Regions from separate parts of the Mus musculus genome. Here region 1 is linked to region 2. Evidence: chromatin loops called from intact Hi-C (ENCODE). Cell type or tissue: heart. All regions are shown on one strand.

The links. A loop is a pair of places that touch in the nucleus more often than their neighbours do. Peaks named below come from ENCODE experiments on the same cell type or tissue, not always from the same donor. Only the 100,000 strongest peaks of a DNase experiment are listed, where the experiment ranks them.
Region 1: it touches region 2 in a loop (2.7-fold over the local background); 2 of 42 quality-filtered maps call a loop at or near these places.

Annotation. Positions count from the first base shown.
Region 1 is chr12:52,483,281-52,491,280 of GRCm38, forward strand. No RefSeq gene overlaps it. Among named protein-coding and RNA genes, the nearest start is that of Gm35135, 6.7 kb to the left of the region's middle. In heart, no CTCF peak of the experiment used is centred here; no DNase peak of the experiment used is centred here; H3K4me3 peaks cover 436 bases; H3K27ac peaks cover 594 bases.
Region 2 is chr12:52,276,742-52,284,741 of GRCm38, forward strand. All of the region lies in intron 7 of Nubpl (nucleotide binding protein-like), which reads left to right. Among named protein-coding and RNA genes, the nearest start is that of Gm40423, 81 kb to the right of the region's middle. In heart, a CTCF peak has its summit at 4,662 (motif pointing right); no DNase peak of the experiment used is centred here.

The sequences.
Region 1 (8,000 bases), 210 kb after region 2:
AAATACCCTTCCTCTCTTCCCCAAGTAAATATTCCCTATTTCTTCTTTCAAGCTAAATCCAAAGTGTTATCTCCTTTGGAAAGTATCCCTGCACAGGCAGGAGCTAAATGGGTCATCTGCTTTTAGATCTTCCCAGCTTCCACAGTTCTCTGTAATTCTGGCATAGCAGCAATATGCGCTCACTGAACTACAAACATGTCCAGTAACGCAGCTCTCTAAACTTGTGAGATTGAATGAGTACTGTATGTGTATCAATCCTGTGTTTTTGTTCAGACCATGAAGATAATATTCATACCTACCAGACACAGTAATTTTAAGTATTGGCTGAAACAATCTTTGTACAGAATATAAGACCAGGGCTGGTGAGATGGCTCAGCAGGTAAGAGCACCCGACTGCTCTTCCGAAGGTCCTGAGTTCAAATCCCAGCAACCACATGGTGGCTCACAACCATCTGTAATGAGATCTGACTCCCCCTTCTGGAGTGTCTGAAGACAGCTACAGTGTACTTACATATAATAAATAATAAATAAATCTTTAAAAAATGTTTAAAAAAAAAAGAATATAAGACCATGCTATAGCTTGCTAACTATGGTCACAAGACCGTAGAAGCTCTGCTGTCCTTCAGTAGTTACTTTGCAGTCTGTCATTGGTGGATTGTGTCTGTAGTGTCTATTCCCAAGCCCAGAGCATAATAGTTATTAATTTATATTTGTTGGAAGGAATGACACATAAACTTCCATCTTTATTAACAAAGAGAAAATGTTAAACTATACAGTATGTTTGGAAGTTTTATGAATTGTCCTTTCTGTTAACTTTTAGTTAGATCTTCAGTTTTGAAATCACAAAATGCCCAGTGTTGTCCAGCCCCACCCAGCCCATAAGATCCCAATTCCACCAGTTATAAGATGATGGTGCTGTCTACTTAGAACCGAAGTTCAGAGTTCAGATTTAAAAAACAGGCATCGGCTCTCATGGTGATGCCTTCATCATCTCCTTTCTTAGAAGGACCTCACTTCCTAAAAGTGAGCTTTGGCAGTGTGAACCAAGACTTGGGATCCCATTCTAGAGCAGGTAATGGCAAGTCAGTGGATCCAGCCAAGTTTATAATGTAGCGTCCTAATCGTTCTGCTGGTTGTGTCTCAGGTGCCGTGGGATTATTTTAGCACTTCACTTTGTCTTCATGCTTCTAGCTTAGAAACGGGTTAAAAAAAATTCTCCACAAGAAAGGTGAAGGCTAAATGTGGGCTGTGTGCACAGTACTTACTCCTAAATTGTCTCCAGGAGCATCTGGCATGTGGTAAATGCCCAACAAATGCCATTCCATTTCTCATCCAAATGTATTTACAACACTGTTTTATTCAGATTCACTTGTTTACATGTGTGTCTACCCTTCCGCAGTGTACACACATATAGAGCAGGCCTGAGTCACCTCAGCTTTGCTTCCTAACACTCGGCCTATTGCTTGACACAGAATGTAAATGCATTCATTTAGAATGTGAAAGCAGTCAGGCAGGAACGGTGGGAGAGCAAAAAGAACAACAAATGGGAGGAAAGGAAGGAACCAAGAGACAGGCAAGTCTGCGTACACAGGACAAAATGCCTACAGTTTGCAAGGCGTTACTTAGGTTAAGTCAGTACATCTTAGTTACTTATGTCTTAGATATGCTCTAATGGTTCTGAGACATTACCGAATTATACAAATAGATTTAATCCTTCAGAGTCCAGTGAAGAAAACTTAAATGTCCTTTTAGTTTTATGCTGGTGAACAAGCATTCCTGAATAAAAATTGCTTGTCAAAAATTTGACAAAAGCAAGATAAGGCTGTGAATTTGATGGTCTGTGTCCTTTATGTCTACAAAACTCGAGGCATGTCACAATGTTTAGTACTCTTAAGTACTTAGAAAAGTTTGCAGTCTGCAATCTCCTCGTTCTCTGACCTCCTCGGGGTGATCTATCGCAGGTGAAATGCATGTGTTTAAGGCTTTTTAGTGACATGTGTGACACACAGGATGAAATGATACAATCTGTGTAGTGTACAGTTGCAGTGCAATGCATACCAATCAGAAGAGCTGTGTGCTCTTGGGCTACAAAACCTGGAGTTTGAAAACACTGCTTTTTATTATTATTATTATTATTATTATTATTATTATTATTATTATTATTAAAAGATCGAAGAAGCTGCTGTTGCAGCCGTTTCAGCCTTCCTGAGGAGACCTCAGATAGCTGTTCTCCAGTGTCTGCAGTGTGTCCTTTTGTTAGGTGTCTGCTTGAAGCTATTGTTCTTTTCTCTAATTAAAAAATTGATACATTCTGGTTATGTGTATTTAATTATTTTAAAAGCTTTCACTAACATTAAAGCGAAGGAAGTATGGAAGTATGAAATTCTTTTCCACCAGCTCCTTCCCTCTCCCTCCAGCATCCACTTTCCTCTGTAGGTACATATCTTCCAAGCCCTGGCCCGCGTGCTACCTGTACAGGTAGGTACACAGTGCAGAGGCGTTCTGAGGGTCACCTGGAAGGGTCTGTCCCAACACGGAATGACAGTCCTTTGTCATTCTTCCCTGTTTTCTGTAAGGTTGTGATTTGCTCTGCCTTAACTGATCTTGGAGACACAGTGAGGTGCCGGGGTAAAGACACTTGAGTGTCTTAGACAGAAGGAGAGCAGGGAACCATTGTGTCACTTCAGTTCAATCATGAACTTTGAATATGTCCTCATTTGGGTGTTTTCCTCATAAAGAAATCTGCTGTAAAGACATGTTTAAGTTCTAGGTGCATTCATCTTAAATTACATGCAAGGAGAGTTCAACTGGTGAAATTATTTACTTCAAAATTATTCCATAGCACATATTTGAAGGGGCAAGTCAAAACTCAAATGGAAGTGGAGGAAACAGAAGTTCTCTCTTTCTAGGAAAGCTCCCGGTGAGTGGGGCTAAATCTAAGATGCAATTTCTAATTGTTTCTTTCTTAAATTTTCTGATAGGGTTGGGTTGTCAGAGAACAAACATTATTCCCTCTGTATTTGAGAAAGGGAGACATCTAAACCTTCTACATTTTAAGTGTTGAAAATGAAGATTTTAGTAAAAGGTCACAGAGGATTTGGAGAATGGGAAAACATCCCAGCCTCTCAAAGAGGGAATGTTCGAAGGTTTGAGGAACCAAGGTGGTAGTTTTGGGAAACTGTTGGATGATGGGCCATGAAAGGAAATAGGAGGTGGGAGTTCCAGCAGAGAGAGAAGGTGTGGGGTAGGGTGTGTGTGTGGGGGGGGGGGGCAGTGTTCTGAGAAAGAGTCAGGTGTGAGAGATTCACCTGAACTCTAAGAAGACAGACACATGAAACCACACGTATTTCCTAGAATCCTCTCTCTCTCTCTCTCTCTCTCTCTCTCTCTCTCTCTCTCTCTCTCTCTCTCTCTCTCTCTCTCTCCCCCCCCCATCTGCTTCCCTCCCCTTCTGTCTCTCTCTGTTCTCTCTCCTCCTATTTCCTGCCTCAGCTCATTGGCCAAAGGCTTTTTTATTGATAGGCTTTTTATACAGTGCACAAGAGATTCTCTCTACAGAGTTCTGTTTCTAGAACTCCTGTTGAGAGTCTCATGACTGCCTGCAGCTCACAGTCCAGGGTAGTCTGATGCCTCCGATCTCTGGGGTCACCTGCATTCACATGCACGGACCCACCCTCAGACACTTCAGACATGTAAAAGTAAAAGTCTATACATTTTTTGAAGAAAGTTATGGATGGTAAAAACAATGAAATTTAATCAAACCAAAACAAATAAAACTGCCCTATGTATATGTCCTCTGCCGTATACCTGTTCCTTAGCCTCAGAGATACTTTTCCATACGGGTCTTTTCTCATTCCACCACAGCACCTTTCCCAGTGGTCTACTGTGGTAGCACTGTGATATGCCATGTTTGTTGTTTGCGTTCAGCAATGGCCGGCTGGCTGTGTTTATCTTCATATCTGAAATCCAGTTTGATGAATTGGTCACCTTTACTAAGTACTGTAGGCATAATTTTATCTAAAGAAGAAACCCTGTTTAGTAGTTGCTACCTACTTTGAGTCTACATTTGAGCCTGGCCATTTACTTACGTGTCCTGAGATGACTGCTGACGTGCCTCACGCAGGCCCATTGTTGAAAGCTGCCAGCTTGTGGCCCTACTGAGAGGTGCTGGCACCTTTAGGGGCCTAATGGAAGGAAATCAGATTTCAGGGGGCATGCCCTTGGAGAAAATACCTAGGAGCCACTCCTTCCTGTCTTCCTCTTTCCACACCCCTGACCACCAGGAGGTAGACAGACAGCTCTCTGCCACATGCCACGTGCCACGTGCAGTGTGCCACACACTTTGCCATGGTGCATTATTGTGCCACCACTGGCCCCACACAACCAGAGACTGTCACTTCAGTATCTCAGGTGTTTTGTTACAGCAACCAAAAGCCGACTTAGAAGGGAAAAACTGTCCTTTTGGAAATTATTATGATATGACTCTGTGGCTATCGGTCACACCATGGAATCATGATAGTAGCAGTTCTCCCTTCTCTCCCAATAAGTTGCTGGACTCTCACTTAGATGCTAGGAGCAGTTCCAGAGTATGTTACAGAGTTCTCTCATCAGTTGGTCTGGGACAAACTGACATCTACAATTTTAAGTTTTCTAGGGCATATACTAGCTTCCCAAAATGTGTGGGCGTAGGCGTGGGTGGACAGTGCATGTGTGTGTGTGTGTGTGTGTGTGTGTGTGTGTGTGTGTCTGTGTGTCCGAGCGTGCTCGCATGTGTGTGTAAGAAAGCCATCGATCAAGAGACAGAAACAGAGAGGCAGGAACGGAGGAAGGGAGGGAGGGAGATTGAGTTTAGGTTTGAGTGCCCTTTTGTTAGTTAGAATGAGCATAATAATAATAAAGCCTGTCTCAAGACTAACTATGCTATGAAAACTATAAAACAGTGGCATTCTGAAAACAGTTAAGTGTGTGCAGTGATTAAACTCAAACAGGATTAGCAGCAATTTAGGGTTCAAGATTAGCATAGAAATTAATTTCTGAGTAAGCAGGTCATCTAGTTTCATTTAATTGTTTCCTACGTGATTATGTAACGTTGGAATTAGTTGCTGAGCCTTTCTCTTTTAGCTTTAGGATGCAGTAGTGCTTCTCAGCCCCCGGTGTGTGTCTAGGTCCCACTTGGCACCCTCTTCATCAGGCAGTTCTCATCAACGGCCTATTTATACCCTTCTGAGTTCCTGACGAGTTACTTCTGACCCTAATTATCTCGTGCAGCACTTTGCAGTTTATATCTCAGCCATTTCCTACTTAGCATATTTTTAGGAAGATGGTCCTGCTGACTCTGCCCAGCAATTCTGGGAAAGCATCTTGAAGAGGCTGCTCAGAAGCCTTGGATCTGCGAGGCTTGGTCGGTTCCGAGCTGATCAGCTGCTCTGCAGAGTCACTCTCTATGAATGCATCAATCTCTGCCTGGCAGGCCGACAGGGAAGGGGCTGACCCCTCACAGGGACCGACAATATGGTTCAGTCCTCATCCTTCATGCAGTGACGACATGGAGAAAAGGAGGGAAAGGCAGGCTGACAGAAGTCTCTGTAACACACTGCTGTCTGAATGGAGCCTTTCTAGGTTCCGGTCCCTCGTGGTTAAAGCCGTTTTTCTCTTTTGCATAGCCTGTTAACCCCTGGACCTTCCTCCTGCTTATCTCCTATGACTTCTTACCTCCTTGTTCTAGCTGATATTTTTTGGTTGTATATGTGATAACATCTCACTAGATAGCCAAGGCTAGCCTTTTATCTGATCCTCCTGTCTCTGACTTCCCAGTGCTTCAGGCCTATGCCACCATGTTTAGCTTTAGTGTGGTATTCTGTCTTGTGTTGTTTTTGATTTTTTAAAGTCTAGATGAAAACAAAGCATACACTTTTGTTTTAAAGCTGAGCGTGACCTACACTGGACGCCACTCTTGCTCCAAATGGAAAGTTACCCTCCCTAGCATATGCAGTGCTTGGTTGCTCTCAAACCAGCAGCTAGTTGACTTAGAGACGAAATCTTTACTTTTCTAAATTCCTGTCTTAAAACAAAATGTGCTTTTATAATTAAGATTCACCACAATGCTATAGTTAGGAATAAAAATTATTCCTATGGCCAACTAAAATACCACTGAGCATTCCTATACATTTGTATTTAGTGAACCTGTTATAAATATTTAGCATGCTTACTCTTGGTGGGGGGGGTATGTGCTTGGGTATGCATGCATGCATATATGTGTGTGTGCGTGTGTGTGTAGGCCTGAGGTTAACACCCAGTGTTGTCCTCAATCATTCTCCACTTTATTTTTTGAGACAGTGTATCCCACTGAGCCTAGAGCTCACTAACTTAGCTAGACCGGCTGGTGGGGGAGTCCCAGCCCAGGGATCCTCCTGTCTCTGCTTTCACTCCTGAGATTGCTGCTGTGTACTGTGTCATCTGGATTCATCTGGTTCTTCTGCTCTTAAGACTTGTCTTGTTTTGAGGCAAAGTCTCACTATGTAGACCAAGCTGGCCCCAAGTAGACAAATTCTTGATAGAAGAACCTTTCTTAATAGGAAAAGCAGATTAATATAGCCACACATTTGACATTTAGGTTCAGCTGTGTATGTTTGTTAAATAAAGGACTCAATATTTTCAGAGACATTCCCAAAGCTCAGAGAAAATGTAAAAAGCAGCAAGTCCAGTCTCCTTAGTTTTTAGATAACAATATTAGCTACAGAAGAAGAGGGCTTACTTCAGAGTCAGGACGATGACCCCCACTTGTTTCTTCTCACACAGTTAAAGGGTATCAGCCCCTTGAGGATTGATTTTCACTAAGAGCCTTGAACATGCCTATCAATCAGAATCTGGATACTAAACACAGACTGTAACACAAGGAAATCACTTGCATTTCTGAAATGAATATGGCAATGTAGGGAACTATGGCACTATTTATGAAAACATTGAATAATTCAATATTACAAATATTGGAAAGAGATTTTGCCTCTCATGAATTCACACTATATATAATTAATTATGGGAGCAAAGACAGGTCGTGTTGATGCAAAAAATGACTCCAAGTGAACTGTGTGCATCACTCTGGTGCTGTATTTAAACTGCACTGGTGCAAGAGCACTGGCTACAATGTAGGCTTCCTGGGCAGTAGACAGCCCTAGGTTAGAGGCACATGAAGACACATAGACCACTCATATTAATGGGGATATTTTTCCCTTGACAGAAGTGTTGCAGAAACATTCACTCTTTTTATATCTTGATTCAATTAGCAATACACCTGACTTTTTAATTTTCATTATCATATAAAAAAACCTATACATATCAGTAGAGTATCACATGATGTTTTGTTACAGTTGTCAACAAGGTAATTTATCTCCTCAAATGTTTATCATTCCTTCATGATGAAACCGTGGTCAAATATATTCTTTTAACTTTTAAAGTACATTATTAAATGTCAGTATTCTATCTGCAGCCTCTATGTCATAGAATGCCAGACTCCATTTCTCTTCTATGAATAACAACATTTGTTGACCAACATCTATCATCCTCTCCCCTCTGCTCCCCAGACTCTGGTAACCACTGTCCTGTCCTCAGCATCTCCGTGATCAACTTTTTCATATCCTATATATGATGAAGCTCACACAGTATTTGTCTTTCTGGGTTTATTTTTTTTTTTTTTTTCTTTTTTCCGGAGCTGAGGACCGAACCCAGGGCCTTGGGCTTGCTAGGCAAGCACTTTACCACTGAGCTAAATCCCCAACCCCGTCTTTCTGGGTTTAATTTCACTTTATATAACAATTTCAGTTCTGTTCATGTTATAAAAATGACATGGACCCCATTCCACATTCTTCATATTCTTTCCTTCATATTTTTTGCTTCATATTCTCTCAACTGATGCTTAGGCTGTTTCTAGTTTTGGGCTATTGTGAATAACCCTGCAGTAAACATAAATATAAGGATATATCCTCAAAAGGTTGATTTCATTT
Region 2 (8,000 bases):
GCTTATACAGGTGTCCATCCTGCACCAGGACGACTGAACTATTGACTCATAAAAATGCCTGAGTTCAAGCTTGCATGTTCACCCTCTTTCTTCTCTCAACTCGATCAGCAGTTTCCTTGGCTTGATCAATTTTCTCTTCTATGGTAACACTGTGCTAATTTGAATAGTCATTTATAAAATGAAAATCTGTTTGGGATTGGTGGATCTGGAAATGCTTGCTTCTTTGTTAAGTGAATGCCTATACACCATTATTTGAAATAATTCCTTGATTTTCTAGTATTTACTCTTTAGAGCCAAAAGAACAGCTATTTTGCACGTGTAAATCACATAAAATCTTTTATTAAAAATTATAATTCTTTAAAAAAATTTATATTTTCCAGACTAAGTCTTTAAAGATAAACTAATACTGATCTTTTGGTAATTACTGTAAAGTCAAAGAAAAGTCTTTTTCTAAAGTTTAGTGCTTTGTTTTTTTCTATAATTATATAAAATTTGTAATGAGCTCCAACTATAAAGCCAGCAAGATGTAGAGACTTAAGTTATAGTTTTTTGTTGTTGTTATCAGAGACATTAAATCATTTATTTTTAAAAAGATTGATTTAAATTCTTATTCGTGTGTGTGTGTGTGTGTGTGTGTGTGTGTGTGTGTGTGTGTGTGTGTGTGTAAGCATGGGTGCCCACAGGGCCGGGAGTGGGTACTGGCTCCCCTAAGCTGGCGCTGCAGTGAGCTACCTGCTGTGGAAGAGCAGCAGGTGCTGCTAACTGATGGTCTGTCCATCCAGACCTTCCCTGCAAACTTGGGTTGGCATTTCATTAGTGAATGCCATGTCTGTGATTTTTCTCATGCTCTGACAGAAACAGCTTAAGGAGAGAAGGAAGGAGCGTGTTTGGGCTCATAGTTTGGGAAGGCATGGTGGTGGCAGCACAAGATGCTGATATCATCAGCCACAGGGACAAATGGATGCTGGTCCTTTGTTCCTCTTCTTTTCCTCAGTTTTATTCAGTCTTGGACTCTCGCCTATGAGATCATACAAGTCACATGCAAGATTAGTCTTCCTCTCTCTGTTCTCTGGGAACGTCCCAAAGATATACCCAGAAATGTATCTCCGAGTAGATTCCAACTCTAGTCAACCTGACAGTAAAGCCTAGCTCTCACAGATACCTAGTAAGAACTATGTGGTATAGACTATTATTGCTTTAGTGACTTAATTATGAATGGTATTCCTAGAATAAATTTATTTTGTAGTTAGGCAAAAATGTAAGTAACTGTTGAAGGTTAGAAACTATTTCGGGATTTTTATCTTTTAGGGCATTTCTGATATCTCATTATTTACTTCTTTATTGCTGGGTATTGAGCCTAGACATAGCATATGAGGCAGGCATTCCAGCATTGGGCTTTATTCCCAGTCTGAACTGCAGTCCTTGTTTAGTTTAGACTTAAATTTCTAAATTTAAATTTAATGCCAATGCTAACAGTAATGTTTCCGATCTAAATTTAAAAAAAAAAATTTATTCGTTATTTTCTCATTTACATTTCCAATGCTATCCCAAAAGTCCCCCATACCCTCTCCCCCCCACTCCCCTACCCACCCACTCCCACTTCTTGGCCCTGGTGTTCCCCTGTACTGAGGCATATAAGGTTTGCAAGACCAAGGGGCCTCTCTTCCCAATAATGGCCAACTAGGCCATCTTCTGCTACATATGGAGCCAGAGACACGAGCTCTGGGGATACTGGTTAGTTCATATTGTTGTTCCACCTATAGGGTTGCAGATCCCTTTAGCTCCTTGGGTACTTTCTCTAGCTCCTCCATTGGGGGCCCTGTAATCCATCCAATAGCTGACTGTGAGCATCCACTTTTGTGTTTGCTAGGCTCCGGCATAGTCTCACAAGAGAAAGAAACAAAGTTAATTAGGGCTATTTTATTTGGCTGAACATACATTGCAAGTATAAGTTATGGTACATCAGTTACCAATTTGATGAAATAGCCTAAGAATGAATACATTTCTATACTGTTACAAGAAGGAGCCCAGATTTGGAAAACATCTGCAGATGGTTCTAACACAGTTTTTAGAATCATTGGTGTGAGCCAATATCAGGTGTCTAAATCAGGATCACTAGTGTGAGCCAACTCACTGACAGGTGTCTAAATTCCTTGAGTTTCTCTCAGGTGCTTGTCTCACACGGGCTTGTTTCAGACACTTTTTGACAATAGTCCATTCTATTTTGTTGTTTAGGAACTTTTGAGACTTCTCCCTCATGGCTTGATAGTTAAAATTCCTATGGCTTAGTGTTCAGTAAGTAGGTTAACGGCCAATGTATGGTCAGATCCACGTTAAAATCTACATGGAAGCCCATTAAACACCGGCAGAGCACAAGTCCCACAATATAAATGATGTTCCAGGCTTGATGAAAATCTGGATGGTGTTCTGAACCTTTTGGGGGTTATGTTGTAGGGAACCAAAGGCTTCCCCTGAAAAGTGCCAGGCCTCACTCCTCTCTCTTCTGAAGCTTGCTTGGTTAGTAAATGTTAGCGTGATCAGGAGCAGCCAGCCCCTCATCTGAAGTTTCTTTTTTAAGAAAGAATAAAAATTGATGTGACAGCTGGGAAATAGTTCAGTGTAGAGAGCTTGCTTAGCTCACAAGGTTCTCAGTTAGACTCACAACACAGAAATGAGCAGACACAAAGATAAGAGCCAGGACTGTCACCACATGCTGTGATCCATGTGTCAGGAGGCTGACAGGGAATCACGAGTTCAAATCTAGCCTGAACTAAGAACTAAGACACTCTTTTAAAAAGGAAAAGAGGTGAAAAGAAAGTTTGTTCTATTCTGAAACACATGTGTATTTAACAGAACTTAAGATACAACATATTTAATCTTAGCCTTAATTGTAGACAGATGCTTACAGGCAAATGAGAGCTTTCTGGGTGGTGGAAATATATGTCCAACAGTTAAGCTTCCCAAGGGGTTGATCAATAAGCATGATCAAGGAGTAAGGATTTTATCTTTACTGCTCATAAGAAGATGTGAGGAGCAATGAGGGGGTGGGAAGGAAGAGAATGAGTGAAAGAGACAGACAAAGGTAAAGTGCACACAGTCATGCTATCTGGTCCATCCTACACTCCAGAATCTGTGGCACCTCCTCTGTTCCCACAGCTCGTCAGGAGTGCAGCTTTGTCCCCTGGTTAGTTGGTGGTAGTGTTAGTTACTGAAGTGACTGGAAGCCCATCATCTCTTGTGTATTAGATTTGTGTCCAGATTCCACTAGTAAAGAAGTGATAGAGTTGAACATCCTCTTCTACCAGTAACTTTGAAGTAGTAGATTTGCATCCATTACAACTTTGACAGTTCTTTTTCATATCAGTTAACAGAATTCCTTCCTGCCCTTCTCCCCTCCCTTCTTCCGTCTCTCCCTTTCTCCCTTACTTAGTTTCTAGCCTCACTATGCAACTCTGGCTGACATAGCACTCACTGGGTAGAACAGGCTGACTGTAAACCTGTGGGAAGGTTCCTGTCTCTGCCTTTCTACAGGGACCACGGGCATGCGTTACCATGCCTGGCTTGCAAAATTTATTTCCAAGGTTAGCAAAATATTGGTAATGCTTAAATTAATAAAACATCTGTGGTTGAAGAAAGCATAAAGCTGCCAGCAGTGATTCATCTAAGAATTACTTATATTTCAAAGTGATCTGTGAGCACAATTGAGAAGGATTTAGGTTTAAATCACATTTTACTTAATTTGATAACTAATATTAGTGGGCATCCCCTGATGATGTAATTCGGGAGGTTCAGATGTGACAAAAGATGTAGGAGAGTTAGCAATAATGACTCCAGTCTACTTTACAGTAAATAACAATTACGCACTTGACGTCATGATAAACCAGCACTAATTGAGTGGCTCTTCTATTTTCCTTTCCCTGTGGTGCTGTGCTCAAACTGAGGCCCTCATGTGTGTTAAGCACATACTCTGCCCCTGAGCTACATCTGCAGTGTATGCTGGTTCTCTGGTGCTGTGTGTATCTTAGTAAGTCAAGTAGAATTGGTAGCAATGAGCATGAGGGCCACACTCATGTCCTTTGAGCCGCTGTTGGCTGTATGTTAAAGTGCTCACAAGCTGTAAGATGCAGTGCTGTCCCGCAGGCATGTTTTGGAGCAGGCTTTGTCCATGCTTATGCTCCCAGCTGAGGCTGTCAGCCAAGCATAGGCGTGAGATACAATCTGTGCCCCACAGGCTGTACTGGTCAGTTGAGTAGTTCTACCCCTCTGTAATGATGATCAGCTAACTTGGAGTAATTGGGTTTAAATGTTTAACTGCTCCAAACTGTGACCTAAATCCAGACATGCAGTTATGGATCTGCCTCTAAATAGTCACATGACTTAACAATTAGGACCATAGTCTAAGTAATTGCTCTGTAAGGTATTTACATATTTGCCAGGATCTACCAGAGACTTAGCCATTGGTGGCAGATCTCAGCAGATCAAAACCTTTAAGAGGTTCAAGTTGAAAAGTATATTTAAACAACATTATACAACTAGATATTTAACCTAGGAAGTGAATAGAGAATTCTTGATGAGATCCCTGAGTCTTTTAACACCCAAAATAATGACATCTTTTGCAAACTAAGCACTCTTTTTACTATTGATAACATTTCCTTGTAGTCAGTAGAGGGAGCACAAGGTTCTATCAGATCTATCAGAGAACAGAAGTGACATCACTTGTAATGGTATACAAAGAGTGTGGTCTAGGACAGCTCTTATTGCTTCGTGTGTATTAAACTATAAAAAATTGAGGATTGCCATGTAGAAAGGCAAGGGTAGAATGTTTCAAGTTAAGAGATTGTATTTTAAGCTGTGAGATTCATCACAAGAGAAAAATTGGCATGATTCCTTTAAAATTTACATTTTTGGATGATAATGTGTAGACTGGTTAAAGACTAAAATGTCATTTTATTGGAAGCTTTGTCTATGTTACATTTTTCATAACTTCTGAGTATTATTAGAGGAGTATTTGAAATGGTTACTTATATGAAATGCTTGAAATTTCGGAACAATAAAAGAGGGCGTTTCTGTAAAAGGACCAAAACCTTAGTAAGCCCTAAACTGTGATGGGATCAAGAATTTAATTCTTAAAAATGCAGTATATGCTTTTGTTTAAAAAACATCATATACCAAAGTATCTTTATAAACCTGTCTGGTGCTTTCTGTGGTAGATTACACATTGTGTGACATTTGGTGACATGAAAAGTGATTGCTATCCTTGTAAGGTTTGAATGGCTCTAGTGTAGGTACAAAGGAACTCTGATAAAATGGATGCTAATGGTTAAGGTTAAATCACTTTCATCTTTCTCTAGACTCTCGTGGCAATCAAAATAATGCCACCGAACATTTTTATATCTCTTATATAGATATATTTTTAAAATGAGCAGCTCTTTTTAGTTAAATAGGGCCAGTGTAAATAGGTCCATTTTATATGCTGAGATTGTAGAGTTATAGAATACATTAACAAAACTAGAAGTTAGAGCTCTTGACGTCTGGTTTAAAGAATTACTAAAATTTCATGCGGTGCTAATCTAAGATAGGTGTTTTTGAAAATGAGCACAAGTAGTTTTAGATCTTCAGTTTTTTGCTAAGTGCCCATTTTGTGCAGGGTATTTTCTCATTAGTTTGGTTGCTAAAAAGTTTAAAATAAATACAATTGGCTATTCTGTTTGTCTGTTTCCCTTGCTGTAACAAAGTGTACAAGGCTGTGTACTTTATAGAGAAAAGAAATTGTTTAGCTCATGAATTTAGATTGTAAACGCCCGAGCTTTCAGTAGCCCAATATGCTTGACCTCTGATCTGGGCTCCCTTGGCAGTGTTACTTTGAGGTAGTAGGCGTCATGCCAGGAGCTTATGTGAGGAGGAGGGTCTCACCATCCATCAGGTGGGAGACTAGAAACTCGGGTATGTGCCTCTGAGCAATAGCAAGTGTTGTCCACCTGTAGGTCTCCATCTAGGAGAAGACCATGTGGAATTTCCCATCCATGCTGGGATGTCGGTTGGTATTGCCTGTATGCTCTCTAAAGTAACCATCGTATTGAGGACTGTGGTGGTACTTCCCTGTCATACATAGAAGACACTGTCTCACAGCAGGCTGCTCTTCTGGCTGTTATACTCTTTCTTCCCCTCTTGGTGAGTTTCCCTGAGCCTTAGGTGCAAGGGGTTGTGTTGCAGATGTATCTGTTGAGGTCAGAGACCCCATAGTCACCAATTCTCTACATACTGATTAGTTGTGGATCTCTGTAACTTGCATTATTGCAAAGAGAATCTTCTTTGATAAAGGGTGAGAGCTACATGTATTTGGAAAGACTTAAGATAAGTATTTAGAATACAGTTAGAAATTATATTATTTGGGGGAAAAGGTAGTAGTAGGCTCTCTTCTTGGGCCTATGACATCTCTAGCTTTGGATAATTGACTAGGTGTATAGTAGGTTGATTTCCCTCCTATTAAGTGGGCTTTAAATCCAGTTAGACAAGTGTTGGTGACCCCTGGGGTAAAGGTGCCACCGTGGTACTATTGTGCATCTCCTGACAATCCAGCCATTGTTGTGCTGAATAGCACTATTGGTTGCTTTTCTGCCTTGGCAATTGCACCTTTGAATACTGAGAGCCAGCTGTCAGGGAGGAGGCTTCCAGGTCAATTGCAACTTAATTTTAAGTTCTGTTCTGAAGTATGTGGTGTCTTCAGCATTTAGGTTCTTACCTTCATGTTCTGGGAGGCAATCAAGGGAAACAGTAGTGTCCAATGTTGCTTGAGGTATCTTTTGGAGTCCCCTGACCAACAATTCAAAGTTTCCATGCTTGGCACCAGGGCTTTTGTTAGATAGCCTTTGGTTCTTGGTAAAAACATTTTACCCTTTGTGGCATAACTTCATGTAAGTTATTTATATGTGTTTATACACTATCCTCCTTAGGGTTATTATTGCTGTGAGGAAACACTATGACCAAAAACAAATTGGGGAGGAAAGGGTTTATTTGCCTTACACTTCCACATCAATGTTCTTCAAAGGAGGAAGTCAGAGCAGGAACTCAAGCAGGTCAGGAATCTAGAGTCAGGAGCTAATTCAGAGGCCATGGGGGCATGGGGGTGGGTGCTGCTGCTTAGTGGCTTCTTCTTAGTGGTCATCCCATGGTATGAGCATCTCCAAATGTATATGTACTAATAGTAGTTTCAAATAAACATAGAATCCTGTTTCCCCATGGAGTTTTCAATCATCCTTGGTGTTCTCTATTCCTTTTTCCCTCTTGCTTAGCGTTTCCCTCCCTCTACTGACTCCAGGTAAACTCTCCCTTCTATCGTCTCATTTCCCTTTTTATATCTTTAGAGATGAGTCTGTTACCTGGAGTAACCACAGAAAGCTGGGTAGTAGAACATCAGACCCCACCTTTTAAAGGTCCTATATCACCCTAGTACCACCATTAGATTAGGCCTCTAGTAAGTAAGTCCTTTGGAGGACACACGTACAGACCATAAAAACATGAACCTGTATCGTGTAATGAGATACAAATAGTAGACAAGAATAGTTGAGCAAGAATGCACTTATGTACTGTGGCTAGAGTTCAGAGCAGTCTTTAGAGCTAATACAATAGAGAACACCCTGTGTAGTGGGTAAATTGTGAGGGAGAAGATTGGGAGGAAACAACCCACAAAGCTCCTTGTTCCTCTATGGAAAAAACAGTCTAGGTTTGAGAGGCAGTCCTTACTTCCACTTAATAAGATAACTGGGGCAGTCAGGTTAAACAGGGGCAAGGTTTAGAAATACAGTTAGGAGCAAATGCTAGATCATACAGTCATAGGAGGCCTTGGAAACAATATAATACACACTCCAGTTTTACAGTCAAGAAAACTGAGACCTAGGGTGTTTCTGAGTTTCTTGCCCAAGATTAGTCACAGCTAGATGGGGCCAGAGCTAGGATTAATTCCTTCCACATGACTGTATATGGAAATATATTAATAACAG